2 separate regions of the Homo sapiens genome follow, and region 2 is linked to region 1. Evidence: chromatin loops called from intact Hi-C (ENCODE). Cell type or tissue: B cell. All regions are shown on one strand. Links, peaks and the distances in the headings refer to the core of each region. The heading gives the core; the rest is flanking DNA.

Evidence for each region. Hi-C counts contacts between places; a loop is a spot of excess contacts. Peaks named below come from ENCODE experiments on the same cell type or tissue, not always from the same donor. Only the 100,000 strongest peaks of a DNase experiment are listed, where the experiment ranks them.
Region 2: it touches region 1 in a loop (4-fold over the local background); 30 of 110 quality-filtered maps call a loop at or near these places.

What each region holds. Positions count from the first base shown.
Region 1 is chrX:119,683,347-119,688,721 of GRCh38, forward strand. All of the region lies in intron 1 of SEPTIN6 (septin 6), which reads right to left. Among named protein-coding and RNA genes, the nearest start is that of SEPTIN6, 7.1 kb to the right of the region's middle. RefSeq lists enhancers at 2,275-2,504, 2,775-2,824, 2,855-2,904. In B cell, for the core only: no CTCF peak of the experiment used is centred there; DNase peaks (open chromatin) are centred at 2,175 and 2,905; H3K4me3 peaks cover 3,204 bases; H3K27ac peaks cover 5,000 bases.
Region 2 is chrX:119,617,412-119,622,786 of GRCh38, forward strand. SEPTIN6 (septin 6) reads right to left here. Exons shown (of 11, transcript NM_145799.4): 11 at 1-2,640. Among named protein-coding and RNA genes, the nearest start is that of NKRF, 14 kb to the left of the region's middle. In B cell, for the core only: a CTCF peak has its summit at 2,778; DNase peaks (open chromatin) are centred at 570, 1,230 and 2,800; H3K4me3 peaks cover 1,854 bases; H3K27ac peaks cover 3,407 bases.

The sequences.
Region 1 (5,375 bases), core at 213-5,212:
CTCTCACACCTCCCTTTTCTCCATTTCCACTCTCAGCCCTGAACACTGATGTCTGAAAGACCGTGCAAATCTCCAAGACTATGAATCATCGGTTCAGTGATACATGATGGAATATTAAGCAGCTGAGAAAAATGTTTTCTAAGAATATTTAATGACAAAAGGAAATGCTCACCAAAGGCAAACAACAACAGGAAAACCAACCTGTATACACAGGGTCATCCCAATGATGGGGGAAAATACACATTTTTTAAAAGATTAGAAGAACACATGCCAAAATAATGTCAGTGATTTCTTTTGGGTAGAGAGGTTGTAGGTGATGTTGCTTTTCTGGGTTTTCCAAATGTTCTACAATAGGCATATTTTACTTTTATAAACAGGGAAAATGTTACTTTTTTAAAAAAGATTCTATGATGATACTTTCCTGGGTAGGAAAGTGGCCTCAGGTATTTTAGAAAAATATTGAACTACAACCAAAAAGGTGCCTGACAATTTGGGTCATCAGAGCATTTAGCTTTCAGGCAGTTTTATTGTATATAAAACATTTATTTTACCAGAAATACAATAAAACCCTATTAGTCTCCTTATTATAACTTCTTTTTTTTTTTTTTTTTGAGACAGTGTCTCACTCTGTCAACCAGGCTGGAGTGCAGTGGCGCGATCTCAGCTCACTGCAACCTCTCCCTCCTGGTTTCAAGCGATTCTCCTGCCTCAGCTTCCTGAGTAGCTGGGATTACAGGTGTGTACCACCACACCCAGCTAATTTTTGTATTTTTAGTTTAGTAGAGATGGGGTTTCACCATGTTGGCCAGGCTGGTCTAGAACTCCTGACTTCAGGTGATCCACTCGCCTCGGCCTCCCAAAGTTCTGGGAATATAGGCGTGAGCCACTGTGCCCAGCCCCCTTATTATAACTTATTATTACATATTATATATATAACTTATTGTCATACAGTATAATTTCTTATTATAATGATTCATGTGAACCAGAAGTCAAATCATATATCCTGAAACATGTAGCAAAAAGTCTTGATGAAACAATCAGGTAGCTGATAGCTTCCTCTGCTGCCTCCAATGCTGCCAAGGATGCCGCTGTATTATGTCATAAGAACCACAAAAGCACTGATAAGTTCCCAGAGGTTTTTTTTTTTTTTTTTTTTTTCTGAGATGGAGTCTCACTCTGTCTCTCTCAGGCTGGAGTGCGGTGGCACGATCTCAGCTCATTGCAACCTCCGTCTCCAGGGTTCAAGTGATTCTCCTACCTCAGCCTCCCGAGTAGCTGGGATTACAGGCGCCCACCACCACATCCAGCTAATGTTTGTATTTTTAGAAGAGACGGGGTTTTGCCATATTGGCCAGGCTGGTCTCGAACTCCTAACCTCAGGTGATCCGCCCGCCTCAGTCTCCTAAAGTGCTGGGATTACAGGTGTGAGCCCCCGCACACAGCCAAGTTCCCACAGGTTTTAAAAACAATTCTCAAATGCATCCAACACATCAAATATCAGAATGTCCCTCATGCTAATTAAGCCAGGCTAAGAGGAAACTGAGTAGTAGCAATGCCCTATCCTGGGAAAGAGAAATGTGGGGGCTGTTCTAAGGAGAAATAAGGCCTGCAAAAGCTGGCAGCACCCCCAAGGGGCCTCAGAAATGCCCTTCAGTTGGGGAGCAGTTGTGCTGAAGAAGCACAAGACAGACTATCCTTACCAGACAGAGGAGGAGGCCCATTTTTGGCAAATCCAATAGATGAAACTGATTTTAATACACAAGATAAATTCCAGAGTGGCTTTTCATTCTATAAAAGGATTCACAGCAGGATTCCATTAAGTAGCCGGCTCTTCTACTGCATTGAAAGCAGGATTCAATAGACAAACATTCAGCTGTCATGTACCTTTATAGGAAGACAATAGCTATCTACACCTACATGGACAGGCAATATCTGAAGGGTTGTTTCTGTTCCACTTACCGAGAGCCTGCTGAGCTAAAAGCATAGATCGACCTTCCCTACGACTCTCTCCCCACCCAGCTCAAGGGGTCAAAGCAGGGAAGGGGTGGGGTTCAATTCTGCCACCTCATTCGGAAGCAGACGCAGGCAAGGACCTAAAAGAAATGAGGCTGGAGAAAAAGGAAACATAAGCACCATACAATGTTAGAGCTGGAAACGCCCTTAAAGATCACCTAATCCAGCCCTTTCGTTTCACAAAAGGGGAAACAGAGACTCACAGAGAGGAAGTGACTTGGCTCACGTCACAGACTGATTTAGTGACAGAGAATAGTGCTAGGATCCAGGCCCCTGTCGAGCCAACGGCCACTCTCAAATGGAAAAGCTGACTCAAGTGGCACATGTGTTTCTTTAGACTGGTAAAATTCCGGGACATTGAGCTTCTGGCTTGATGCTGGTCAGGGGCAGAAGGGTCAAGGAACCGAATCTGGAAACCCGTGAGCTCCCCAAGGTGGTTCTGGCCCACAGAAGGCAACTGAAGCAGTCAATGCGGTGGAAGGCACTCATTGTGTGTTCCTGCTCTCTACTCACTTCCCCACTTTTTCCTCCTGTTTCCCTCTCTTTTGACTGCGGCCTAAGTCTCAGCCTGGCCAGCTGCCCAGTTCTGCTGAAGAACCCCAAGACTAACACAAGCCTAAGTCTAGGTCAAATATCCCCACCTCAGGCCAGGGGTGACCCTTGCTCAGGGTGAGTGAAACTTTCCCACAAAAGCCAGCCAGATTCCCTGGAAGCCAGACAATTGAAAGAGAGTTTTCTAGGTGTTCTGGCTATTGTTACCTCCAATCTGCTAAAAAAGAAAAGGTTTACCCACAGGCCTCTGGGTGAATGCCCAACTGCCCTCTGGGGAGCCTGAATTTGCCTCTGCCTCCATCTGGTCTTGTTTAATGGGGATCTGAAAAAAACCCAGTTCCTGCCTCAGCGCCAGTGTTCAGAGCTGGGGGCCTCCAATGTGAAAGGAAACCGAACACGACCTCACACCTCATCAGGGCCAGGAAAACAGAGTTCTGCCCCGTTACCCCAGGGCCTTCATTCCGGGTCAGAGAGGGCCATGGCAGGGGAAACCTGAGCCCTGAGGCCTCTCGCTGAGAAGGCCTGCAGATCTTTTCCCTGGTCACCTTTAAGTGAGTGGAAGGGCCGGCTGAGAGCGCGCTGCATAATTCAGCAGATGGCTGCCTCTAATGAGAAGACACTGAAGAAGAGGATAACATTATTTCTCACCCTCCTGAGCATGTGGCCTCCTTCCTCTGTGCAGGCGGCAGAGAAACCCACGGTTTCAAATCCCAGCAGCAGAAGCCTCCTCCTGCCAAACTGAGGAGGAAGGGTCTGTGTTTCTAATTTATTCTGCGCCCCCCACTCCAGTTGTTACTTAAAATAATCCATCATTACATGGCTGGTGGCTCCAAGATTTTTATTTAAAGCAATATGGAGAAGAAAAAATAAAAAAGAAAACCCACACAACCCGTGACTGTGCTATATTGGATTTAAGCTGAGAATCTTTTTAATATCAGAGAGTCTCCGAATCACCCTAGTATACTCTTCCCTGGGCCCTATGGGAGTGCTGAGGGAGTGTAGTGAAAAGAGGGGGAAGAGAGGTCATGGCAGGATTTTGATGTCTTAGAAACATCATGAAAAGACAAGTGTTTTTAAACAAGGAATCTGTGTCATCTGGTGGGTGTTTAATCGTATCACCCACTGACCAGCAATAGCACTTCGGACTAAGTAACTTGGTCTCCCTACACCCATTAAATAAAGGGAACAGTAATACTTGTCCAGGAAGCCATTGGGGAAAATGAAATCATACAGATGGAAGCATTTCGAGATCGTTGAAAGAAACATGTTATATATATCCATGGCTTTCCTTCTTTCCTTCTTTTTCCTTCTTTCCTTCTTTCTTTCTTTCATCTGTCTTTTTTTTTTTTTCTTTTTTGAGACGGAGTCTCACTCTGTCGCCCAGGATGGAGTGCAGTGGCACAATCTCGGCTCACTGCAAGCTCCGCCTCCCGGGTTCACGCCATTCTCCTGTTTCAGCCTCCAGAGTAGCTGGGACTACAGGCACCCGCCACCACGCCCGGCTAATTTTTTAATTTTTAGTAGAGATGGGGTTTCACCGTGTTAGCCAGAATGGTCTGGATCTCCTAACCTCATGATCTGCCCGCCTCGGCCTCCCAAAGTGCTGGGATTACAGACGTGAGCCACCGCACCTGGCCTCATCTGTCTTGAATGTAGTTTTAATGTACATGCAACTAAAAGCCCTTCTCAATTGTTCATGCTAATATTAAACCATGGCTCTGATCATCCAAAAACCCAGGCAAGTCCAGAAATCAGCCCTACTTAGTTTGGGAATACCTTTTTCCAGAGGACTTATCTTCCTAATTGGCTTTGCTCAGGCTAATGCAATAGGTTTGCTCCCTTATAGCACACAAAGGCAGTGGCCATGCTTGGTAACAAAGCCAGCAATTAATAGAAAATTTACAGCAGAGACTCCACAAAGTAAATGCTATGCACATGACTGCAGATCAAAATCTCATTAGATGATACAGACAAATCACTCTGCTATAATGTAGTTTTGTATTAAGAACACCGCTAACACTCACATTTCCAGGATTTAGGATGTAAAAAGGAAACAGGGCTTATTCCTGCCTTTCATCTGGAAGCTGTGAGAGGGCAGAGTTCCTGCGTGCCTTGGCCACCACTATATCCTCAGCACCTGGCACGGGGCCTGGCCGATCAGTGCCCAGTGAATATGTGCTGAAGGAATGAATGAAAATAAAAGTGGGTGAATTGGCAAATGAAATGTTCCCAACCCAGTAGCAGATGTGAGATCTCACCCACCTTCACACCTACCCATTTCCTATTTGAAGCCCTCAGGAAGCCCTTCCTGTCACCCTCTGCCTCCATTCATTGCTGAGTTAGGTTCCCTTAGTAATGAAATCTCATGGCAGGCAGTCACTCTCCTGTGTAGCACTTATCACAAAGATAATTAGATAGTGATTTGTGTCTGCCTCCACCAGTTCCTTGAAAGAAGGGACCATGTGCATTTGGGGGACATTGTCATTCTGCCCGCTTTTTATTTTGAAAAATCCCAGGCCGGGCGCTGTGGCTCACACCTGTAATCCCAGGACTTTGAGAGGCCAAGGTGGGCAGATCACGAGGTCAGGAGTTCGAGACCAGCCTGGCCAACATGGTGAAACCCTGTTTCTACTAAAAATACAAAAATTAGCTGGGCACGGTGGTGCACACCTGTAATCCCAGCTACTCGGGAGGCTGAGGCAGGATAATTTCTTGAACCCAGGAGGCGGAGGTTGCAGTGAGCTGAGATCGCGCCACTGCATTCCAGCCTGGGCGACAGAACAAGACTCCATCTCGGGGAAAAAAAAAAA
Region 2 (5,375 bases), core at 72-5,071, 66 kb before region 1:
TTCCCTGATTATAAGGGTCACCTAGGGCACCTGTTACACACAGTCTCCTGGACCCCGTTCCAGCCTTGCAGCATCACTGGGTCATTGGGTTAAGGAGCTGGCCCGGCATGCCTTCGTTTTGCCAGCCCTCACCCAATCCATCTTCAGATGTTTTTCTGTGGAAAAAAACCTCGAGGGTCTTCTAATACTAACTAGTCAGTTACTCTGAACATCAAAAGACCTCGTATCCAGGAATGTAACGTATATAAACAGATTGAATCCCTTTGTGAAACTGATTGGGAGTCAGGAGGCATGAAAATTAGTCTGGCTTCTGCCTCGAAACAGAAGTGGGACCTCGGTCAAGTCCCTTCCCTTCTCTGGGCCTTCATTTCCCCTTACGGAGTAAGTAGGTTATATCGTCTTACTGACTAAAATGTCTCCCTTAATATAAAACTCCTCCTTAGTTTCTGAAGGTCTCTCCAAGGCTGTGTGGGTCTAATACTTTTGAATTATTCAGAGCTTCTCAAGCCTTAACTAGTTAATCTGTACACAAATGCAAATGAGGGCGCCTCCGGTTTGTAATGCAAATAATTACCGGGCGGCGGTGTGGGGAAGTGGTGGTTACCGGTTGGTTGTTTAAGCGTGAATTTCTGGGAAAGCAGCTCTGAAGCTGGACATAGAATCATCAAAGTTGCAAATATGAAGCCTTTCCCAAGGAGACCTGACAGGCCTAACTCAGCATCTCTCTGAGCTACTGGCTGAGTATCTGAGCAGATTTTTTTTTTTTTTTTTTTGGTCGTTGGTTTGTTTCTACCTCCAAGCATATGGTCTTCAAAAAAATACTCCACTGTAACTTGAATTTTCCCAAGAAACTGGCTTGTGCTTTGGCAGCATCACCTTCATACTTGCTCTGGTCACTCACCAATCAATAGAGCACCAAACCTACACAGCAAACCTATATTCTTGCTTTGTCAACAAGAAAAGTGCGTGCATATGTTTGCTTTTCATTTTTTTCTTTTTGCTTCCTATTATGATCTATAATTGAAGTGAGAAATCCCCTTCCCCTTCTCAATACTTCAAAAAGGCCTGGAAATTTGGCATAACCTTGTTTGACTGTGTGCTTTGAAAGTAAGTGATCAAAAAAAGAAACTCTAAAAAAAAAATAGAAGTAGGTGGTCATGGTCAGTGCCAGTGGGGCTGGGAGGCAGGAGCAAGTTGCGGAACTCAAAAAGAAGAAGTGAGCTTGAAGTACATGGCAGGATAGGGGTGGGGGGCCTCGCTGCCTGGCACCCCAAAGGAAAGCTGTCAGTTAAAATAGGAACCTCGGCTTAAAAGGCTAAATGGAGTCCAGTCCAGCTGTAGCGGGGAATACTATTCAGTACACAGCCATGGATTACTGCAAAGGAAGGGCAGAGAGACGGCATGTTAGCCACAGATCATTGCCAGGTCAACTCCATCTCTCACACTGTCACTGGCCAAACACCAAAGGCCACTGTGCCTCATAACCCTGACAAGGGAGGGCTCTCTACTTCACAGAGGTTCCCAAAGCCACTATCAGATGGGACCCATGATAAAAACTTAGGGCTGGAATATTTTTAAACTCTCAACTCCTTAAATTGGAAAGAAAGTTAAGGGCCTTTTCTTCTCTCCGGCCGAGTCTCATCTCTTCTTATTGGGGGATGCATGCAAAATGCATGTTAAAAATCATCATGACATTCACCAAATGAACTAGAAGACTCATCAGAGCAAACCCCCAAACACTTGATTCTTTTGACAGCTCAGTTTTCCAGCCTACAAAGTGGGATTTATTATTCCTGCTACTGGCCTCACCTTATTGGGACAGTATGGAGCCCTTCCGGAAATTACCCCCCGAGATGCTGAAATACCTCACAAGAAGAATTCGGTAAGGCTATCATTCAAGACTCTAGGCTGGTAATAATATTCAGGTTTATTCTCCCTTTTGCATCTGTGGGATACCCAGAGTTAGAGAGAGGGGAAACGTCTGCTATTTTCTTCAGCAGTTGTGTTTTATGGGAAGGGCTTGGTGTAAATAAATGCGTTGCCGATTTTGAGCACAGCTTGAGTGCAGTTACTTCGAGTGAATGAAAACTGGAAAGGGCTGGACTCAAAGGTTAGAAGGAAAAGGCGCCAAAGGCTGTCCTTTTGAAACCCTCTAAGAAATGGCTGTGGCTCCTGAGGATGAGGGTGGGGTGGACCAGGGAGGACTAGTGACTGGGATACAGGAGACCAAGGGGACAGCTGTGCTGATCGGTGGTTACCCAGCCATGGTGGTTGCAAATACCTCAGGGAAACTAACAGCAACCAGAACTGGAACAGGGGAGCTGGTGGGAAAGAGTAGCAGATGGGCCCCCTGACCATGTCACACCTCTGGCAAAGATGTGGGGGAAGACAGGGGGGATGGCTGGGGGTGCTGGGAGGGGGACTGGGATGCAGGATGCATCTGCGAGCCACATGACTGTTGGCTTCTTGACCAGCGGCCAGACATCACCCTCAGATTCTCAGGTTTCTATAAACCTTGGCAGGAAGAGAGGAGAGGGCGCGGGTTGGATTGTATGCCCCCCAGGCATGTTAAGGGGGAAATTAGAGAAAGGGAGGCCCAGCTCTGTTGCGCAGGAAAAGGGTGTCTACAGGAAGCCCAAACTGAAAATGAAAAGAGAAGCTGAGTTAATGAATGGATAGATTAATGTACCAAAAAAAAAAAAAAGTCAGAAGAAAATTAAGTAATGAGGACTAATGGCTAAATTAGAATATAGCTATGTTAGATGGTCTTAAGGTCTTATTGCATTGGCTCCGGGGAACATGCTTTCTCTCTCATACACTCCACACACACTCCCACATGATGGCAGCAGTGGCATTAGCCAGCAAAATAATGATCAACAACCACAAAAATACATTTTATCTTTCTTTCTTTTTTTTTTTTTTTTTGAGACAGAGTCTTGCTCTGTCACCCAGGCTGGAGTGCAGTGGTGCGATCTCGGCTCGCTGCAAGCTCTGCCTCCCGGGTTCACGCCATTCTCCTGCCTCAGCCTCCCCAGCAGCTGGGACTACAGGAGCCCGCCGCCACACCCGGCTAATTTTTTTGTATTTTTAGTAGAGACGGGGTTTCACCGTGTTAGCCAGGATGGTCTCGATCTCCTGACCTCATGATCTGCCCGCCTTGGCCTCCCAAAGTGCTGGGATTACAGGCGTGAGCCACTGCACCCGGCTCTTTTTTGTTGTTGTTGTTGAGATGGAGTTTTGGTCTTTTGCCCAGGCTGGAGTGCAGTGGCCGTGATCTTGGCTCACTGCAACCTCCATCTTCCAATTTCAAGCGATTCTCCTGCCTCAGCCTCCTGAGTATCTGGGATTACAGGCGCCTGCCACCACGCTCGGCTAATTTTTGTATTTTTAGTAGCGACGGGGGTTTCATCATGTTGGCCAGGCTGGTCTCGAACTCCTGACCTCAAGTGATCCACCCGCCTCAGCCTCCCAAAGTGCTGGGATTACTGGCGTGAGGCACTGAGCCCGGCCTATCTCTTCTTAATGACTAGGTCCTGACTAGTGTCCCCCACCACCCACCCCCAGCACCACCACCCACCCCCAGCACCACCACCCAATACCTTGTACAGGAATACCTTCCACAAATCTCTAAGTGGCCTCAGGCCACTGGATAGAGCCCCAGGCTCTAGCCACTGCATTTCCTGTCCCATTGGGAAAGTAGAGGAGGCTGAGGTTTCACCCCAGGAGATCCTTAGAGCTGTCCTAGTCAGCTAACTGGTACTCTGGGGCAAGACCTGTTTGCAGAGCATATGGGGATGATTGCAGAACTCTGTTCTAGGGTCCAGACCACAGTTACCTGAAAATGTGAACTATGGAAACCCATCATTGGTTTGTGCTTAAATAATACTTTGACCTCTCTTCCATGTAAATTTCATTCCTGTGACATAAATACAGCAAGTAGAACTGATCCCCATTTCATATGAGTAGACCAAGAAACACAGAGAAGTCAACAGACTTGCCTGTGGCTGCAAAGAGTCACAGCTGGGCCCAGAGCTGGTGTGTGTGTGTGTGTGTGTGTGTGTGTGTGTGTGTGTGTGTGTGTGTATTTTTATTTCTTTTGAGATGGAGTCTTGCTCTGTCACCCAGGCTGGAGTGCAATGGTGCGATCTTGGCTCACTGCAACCGCCGCCTCTGGGGTTCAAGCAATTCTCCTGCCTCAGCCTCCCAAGTAGCTGGGATTATAGGCACCCGCCACCATGCCCAGCTAATTTTTGTATTTTTAGTAGAGACAGGGTTTCACCATGTTGGCCAGGCTGGTATTGAACTCCTGACCTCGGGTGATCCTCCTGCCTCGGCCTTCCAAAGTGCTGGGATTACAGGCGTGAGCCATCATGCCCAGCCAACTCTCTTAAAAAAAAAAAAAAAAAATAGAGAGATAGGGTTTCACCATGCTGCCCAGGCTGGTCTCCAACTCCTGGGCTCAAGTGATCCTCCCACCTCAGCCTCCCAAAGTGCTAGGATTACATAAGTGAGCCACCTCGCCCAGCTTCCATTTACTCATCTTGCAAACTGGGGATTATTCCTTCTCTACCTCACAGACCTGTTGTAAGTATAAAATGAGATACTATACAAAAGACAAAAACAAAAACAAAACAACAACAACAAAAAAAAACACTTTGGAAAGTAATAAAAGCTATACAAATGCTCATATCTTATTTTTATTCTTTGTCTACTTCCTAGGGGAAGAGTAATCTAAAAAACACTGCAATGGCCTATGTTCTAGGTTTCATGGGAAGGCTGACGTATTTTGATGTGTGTATACTATCCATATACTGTGCACTCCTAAGGACCAATAATGATTGAGGTAGAGTATCTGCAACGATGTAGGGGGTCACAAAGGAATCGCTTTTACAAATGCAGAGAGCTATAAGTAGTGCCTCAAGCAATTTCAAAATGTGGAGGCACAGTAAGCCTCACTCTGCCTGCATTCTAGGTGGCCTTCGTGATCCACCCCTTGAATGAGGGCTTTGAGGAGGGGGCGGGTTGCCTTTGCTGCTTTCAGATCCTGGGGAGCCAAAGCCTCCCCTGACTCGTTGGTCTGAAATTGCTTTCGTGGTCTGCCAGGGAGAATCCTGCCAGGAAGAGCCAACCTACTTGGGGTTGGGGTTGGCTGTTCCAGCTGTTTACCAATTGCCTCTCACTTGTAAAGTGTAGCTTTAATTATAGTTTTGCCAGAATTCATTTTAGGAATGGCCACTAACAATGATTTACTTGGGGAAACCTGTAAGCAACTGTGTCAAGCCACGTGCAGTGAAACCTGAATTAACTGAAATCTCATTAACTAGAATACATATTTCCTGCTCACCTCATTAAAAATGGGAGAACAAAGAACATAA